Linked DNA regions of Mus musculus: region 1 is linked to region 2. The links are chromatin contacts, found by POLR2A ChIA-PET in ENCODE. All regions are on one chromosome and are shown on one strand. Each heading gives the region's core, a stretch centred on a gene start or an enhancer-like site at or near the end of the contact. The rest is flanking DNA. Distances are from core to core; before and after follow the strand shown. Region 1 holds the start of Derl3 (Der1-like domain family, member 3). Region 2 holds the start of Mif (macrophage migration inhibitory factor (glycosylation-inhibiting factor)).

Region 1 (2,700 bases), core at 156-2,655, 33 kb after region 2:
GTTAGTTAGTTTTGTTTTAGACAGGGTTTCTCTGTGTAGCCCTGGCTGTCCTCGAACTCACTTTATAGACCAGGCTAGCCATGAACTCAGAAATCTGCCTGCCTCTGCCTCCCAAGTGCTGGGATTAAAGGTATATGACACCATGCCTGGCAAACGTTTCTCTTTAAGTTCTTCTGGGTAGACTTGCTAAGGGGTACAATGGTAATTCTATGTTTTAAGTTTTATTTGAATAAAATGAAATCAGTATTTTAGCTTTCTGAGACAGCGTTTGGTTTTGTATCTCAGGTATCATGATCAGAACTCACTATCCTGCCTCCAATTTCCTCGTCTGATAATTGTATATTTATTTATTTAGAGATGACATTTCGCTATGTAATCCTTGCTGGCCTGGAACGCTGTTGACGAGACTGGCCTCGGACCCTCAGAGATCTCCCCGCCTCTGCCTTTGGAGTGTTGGGAATGAAGGCGAGCTCCACTCCACCCAGTGGTCGTCTTGCTTTCTACATTTGAGCACCGCATTTACTGTTCCCCATAGAAGCTGAGTCATTTTAAATCCCCACAAAAAAAACGCAAGAAAAACGTGTACTTTTTCATAACCTGGACAGTGCACGTTACTGTTTTGTTTGTATAACCTTTTAGTGAGCACAGGGATCTTTTAGAAGTGACAGTTAAATGTCACCTCTTCAAATAGGCTTCACAGGTCACCTTACTTACCGTGGAGGTGAGTCTCAGGCATTATTTTCCATCGAGGAGCTTTTCTAGGTTGCGCGGTATCAAACTGTCTGGACCATGATAGACAGTGTCTTTTGTTGGCTACAGGATCCCCAGCATTTATCAGAATGTTCGACACACAGTAGGTCCTCAATAAATGATTGACTAATGGCATTTTTCTCTTTTACCAAGTTTCAAGTCCTTCTCCAATCTGCCCACTTACTCCTGCATGGCTCAGAACCCTCAACCTGGTCCTCCCCGCAGCGTACACCCAGGAAGGTCAGGACTGGAGCCAGCAAGTGATAACTGGATTCTAGAGTTTTACAGAATGTCACCAGAAAGCCGGAGGTTGGCCTGAGGCCTGTTCAGCATCTCGGCCCGCCCCATTTCTCGATTCTTTGTGCCTCTTTTCATAGCCCCGCCCCCGTGGCAATCTCGTGGGTCCTTGCTATTGGTTCTTTTCTAGATGCTGTCAAACGATTGGCCACAACACCTCCCACGCCTCCATAGCAGCCACAACAACCGCCACGTGCTCTACCGTGGGACTTCCCCATTGGCTAGCCGCCTCGGATACACCTGGCCGTCCCGCTTCCTCTTCCCATTGGCTTTCCAGTCCCCAGGCTCGGCTCCTCGGACGCTGATTGGCCCCCAGAGAGCGAGGCGGGGCTTGGGGGCGGGTAAAGAGAGCGGGTTTGCCAGCGCGCGCGCTAAGGATTTTTCGATGGCTGGGCAGAGGCTGGCGGCGGGCTTCCTGCAGGTGCCCGCGGTGACACGCGCCTACACCGCGGCCTGCGTCCTCACCACGGCCGCAGTGGTGAGCGGGCCGGGCGGGCGTGGCGGCACCATGGTTACAGTCCCCGGTGGGTTAGGGATGTCGCCTGCTTCCCGGGGCTTACACTGCCTCCTGTCCCACAGCAGCTGGAGCTCCTCAGCCCCTTCCAGCTCTACTTCAACCCGCACCTGGTGTTCCGGAAGTTCCAGGTGAGGCGGCCTTGACCCAGGCGCCTGGCAGCCAGGACCCTGCCCTCCATCCCCGCGCCTCACCGCCACCCCCACCTCTTTGCAGGTCTGGAGGCTCATCACCACCTTCCTCTTCTTCGGGCCCCTGGGATTCGGCTTCTTTTTCAACATGCTCTTCGTGTATCCTGGGCCACCTTGGCGGGGGCTGGGGGTGGAGTGAGCCCGGGATGGGGGTTATGCTGGGGTGGTGACGGGGGAAACTGAGGCCCAGTCGACGTGGCACTTCCTATGCCAGTGTTGCAGGTTCCGCTACTGCCGCATGCTGGAGGAGGGTTCTTTCCGTGGCCGCAAGGCTGACTTCGTTTTCATGTTTCTCTTCGGTGGTGTTCTTATGACTGTATCCTTCTGTATGTTCAGTATTATTGGACCAAAGAGTCGCCTTCTTATCTGTCGTGACCCAGACTAGGAGGGACAGGCATTCGGAGCCTGGCAGCCATTTAGCTTAGGTGCCCCAGCTAGTTCTTCAGTGTCCCTGAACAGCACAACAGGGAGATATAGGGCAGTCTGGTAGACTACCAAGGCTCTGAAACATGGATGCAAGAGCCAGAAGGAGCAGGCACGGGAACTGATGGGGCCTGGGTACCTGGAAATCACAGAAAGGGGTTCTCAAATCTCTGGAATACACCAGGGATATGAGGGAACCCGTGGAAAGGGTCAGAGGCACTGTGGGCAGCAGACTGCTCCAGGAAGCCTTGACTCTTGGTCCAGCTGCTGGGATTCCTGGGCAGCCTGTTTTTCCTGGGACAGGCCCTCATGGCCATGCTGGTCTATGTATGGAGCCGTCGCAGCCCTCACGTGAGGGTCAACTTCTTCGGCTTACTCAACTTCCAGGCACCATTCCTGCCCTGGGCCCTCATGGGCTTCTCGCTGCTGCTGGGCAACTCGGTTGTCACAGACCTGTTAGGTGAGCTGGCCCACCGTTGCCACTCACCCCCAGGCCTGCTGCTCCCAGGGAGCCAGCTCATACAT
Region 2 (2,700 bases), core at 115-2,614:
GCTACCTCTCCCACCAAGTTAATTGTCCAGATCAAGGAAGTGGCCACCACATGGCTTAGAGCACAGTGATTCTTGGGAAGGAAAATGGGGCCGAGGAAGGTGCAGGCCCAGCTGGAGCACACTATTAATTTCTCCCCTGTATCCAAGCACCTCCCCTTCCATGACACATATTACCGGCTCCATTTGCCACTGTGGTAAGGACCTAATTAACACTCCTGACCAGGTGAATAAGTCGGCCTCTTTTATACATAAGGCTGCATAGGAGAGGCCACAAGAAAGGACATCTGAACCACTGGACTAGTTTAGAGAGGACCAAACTGGCCAGCTTCGACCCTGCCATCACACCCCAATCCCACGTTCAGAGCCTGGGCTTCCATTCAAGGTCCCCACCCTGCACCCAATTCCTCCGCAAGCCAAGGAAGCAGAAGCTGAGGCAACCGTGGTCTCTTATAAACCATTTATTTCTCCCGGCTGGAAGGTGGGCATCGCTACCGGTGGATAAACACAGAACACTACGTGGAGCGAGGCTCAAAGAACAGCGGTGCAGGTAAGTGGGGCCAGGACTCAAGCGAAGGTGGAACCGTTCCAGCCCACGTTGGCAGCGTTCATGTCGTAATAGTTGATGTAGACCCTGAGAAAATGAAAGCCTGGCTCAGCTAAGCACGTGGTCTAGGAGAGCGCGCTGCGTGCCAGTGTCCTCTGAACGCCCCCCCCTCTTTGCCTGCTGACCTCCCAGTGCCCCTCCTCCCCCTCCTCCCCTCGTCCCCCACGCACCGGTCCGGGCTGATGTGCAGGCGATCGGACAGCAGGCCACACAGCAGCTTACTGTAGTTGCGGTTCTGGGCACCACCGATCTTGCCGATGCTGTGCAGGCTGCAGAGGGCGCAGGGATCGTTCGTGCCGCTAAAAGTCATGAGCTGGTCCGGGACCACGTGCACTGCGATGTACTGGGTGGGGGGAGGGGCGGCGAGGCGGGAGGGATACAGACACACTGTTAGACCGCCTGAAAGACTGCCTACAGGGCCACAGGTCTTCCGGAGAGCTCCAGCCGCCACCCGCCGGCACACCTTGGCTTCCAGCCCCATCCCTCCTCACACGTCGGGCCGGCCCACCCCACCCTACTCTCTTCCTGTGTCCTCCCTGCAAACCTGTGCGGGCTTGCCGGTGGCCTGCGCCAGCTGCTGGGTGAGCTCCGACAGAAACCCCTCTGGCACGGAGGCGCGGGGAACATTGGTGTTCACGATGAACATAGGCATGGTGGCGGAGAGACTGCGAGCGTGGACCGGAGGACGGTACAAAGCGCGGTGTGACCCAAGCCAGGGACCTGAGCTACGTGACCCAGCTCAGTACCGCCCCAAGCCGGCTGCCGCTCCGCCTCCGCTGACGTCAGACTACGTCCCAAAGGGGCGGTGACTGCCCTTCAGCGCGCTGCTTCTGCAGAGGTCTTGCTGTGCTTCTGGTGCTGTAGGAAGTATTACATGGGCTCTTTGTTTCCTAAGATGGAAACGGAGGATGCTAGATAGTGAGGACTTGACTCTAGTGATTAGGTTTGTCGAGGCATTCCAGGTAGATGCTACAGATTAACCGTATAGTAAGAAGTTCAGGTCTGAGAGATTTCTGTTCCAAGAAGAGGGAACTTAAGTTATTGGTGGAACCTGTAGGTTGGCCTTATTTCTCATGCTAGTGGGCTAGGATCGACCTACTTTAGTGAATACAACTTAACCTCAAACAATGAGCCAAAAGCGTGATGGCTTGTACTTGGAGAAAAAACAATCCTTCCTTGCCTTGGGAACTTTTCTCTAAGCTCAAGAAATTAGCCAAGCCCCATCACTTGCTTGCTTTTGCTCTCCTGTTGTACCAACAGTCAGCCCTCGATCCCCTGCCTGGCCCAGTATCACCTTCGTCCCACACACTTTCAACTGCGACTTTTTGTGTGTCCTGAGCCTCCTGGGACACGTGTCCACCAGGCCTAGGCTTGTGAGTGTGAAATGGGGAAGGAGGCAGAACGGAGTCGCCATCTAGTTACTTCCCTACATTCCTGTTACTCCACACAGGTGAGGATGCTTGGAGAGATTCCCAGGGGAGGAGTGGGCAGCAGGCTGTGAGCCAGCGGTACTAACTAGTTCTGCTCCTCTGGCCAATTGCCAGTCCTCAGGGAAGCCCTGCTCAAATTAGATCCAGCAGAGTCACCCTTATCTAGAGCCCTTGGTAGACTTTGTATAGCTTTCTCATTAACAAGTGAGACATCCGACCGGTGCCCAGGAAATGTCACGGGAATTTTGGGACTTCCTTTGTTTTCCCTAGCCCTTTTTAATTTTTGTTAAAAACTTTACAGTGGATCAAGAGATTGTAGTGTGGGGACTACCAGTTCTGTCTGTGATGTCAAGGTTTCTATTAGGTTTCTGACAGAAATGAAGATATTCTAAAGAGACACTTGTGCCCCCTCCCTTTGGCTAACAGACTATTGAAACAATGGTTCCCAAGGAAATGGAATTTTCTCTGGAGTCTCCTGCTGGTGAAAGAGAAAGGCTGGAAGGCAGAGATTTTATGCAGCTCTGGACGCTTGTCAGTCTTGCAGAAGAGACTGAAGCTTGACAGTGCTGCTGGGGGATCACATCTTGAGCAGAATCTCTTAGTTCTACCTACCTCTTGCCCTCTATTTAAATGTAAACTTCCTCTGGCAGGACCCTGAAGATGAGC

The links. ChIA-PET counts read pairs that join two places held with the same protein, here RNA polymerase II (POLR2A).
Region 1: POLR2A ChIA-PET joins it to region 2 with 16 read pairs in embryonic stem cell. The contact joins the promoter of Derl3 here to the promoter of Mif in region 2. POLR2A ChIA-PET finds 5 or more read pairs at or near these places in 5 of 5 experiments (Patski and embryonic stem cell).

What each region holds. Positions count from the first base shown.
Region 1 is chr10:75,891,993-75,894,692 of GRCm38, forward strand. It overlaps Derl3 (Der1-like domain family, member 3), which reads left to right and starts at 1,406. Exons shown (of 7, transcript NM_024440.2): 1 at 1,406-1,525; 2 at 1,627-1,692; 3 at 1,778-1,851; 4 at 1,975-2,068; 5 at 2,440-2,635. The coding sequence starts at 1,433.
Region 2 is chr10:75,858,913-75,861,612 of GRCm38, forward strand. Mif (macrophage migration inhibitory factor (glycosylation-inhibiting factor)) reads right to left here and starts at 1,365. Exons shown (of 3, transcript NM_010798.3): 1 at 1,149-1,365; 2 at 775-947; 3 at 441-631. The coding sequence starts at 1,256. The coding sequence ends at 565. It overlaps Gm40697 (a long non-coding RNA gene), which reads left to right and starts at 1,998. Exons shown (of 2, transcript XR_871836.3): 1 at 1,998-2,054; 2 at 2,461-2,700.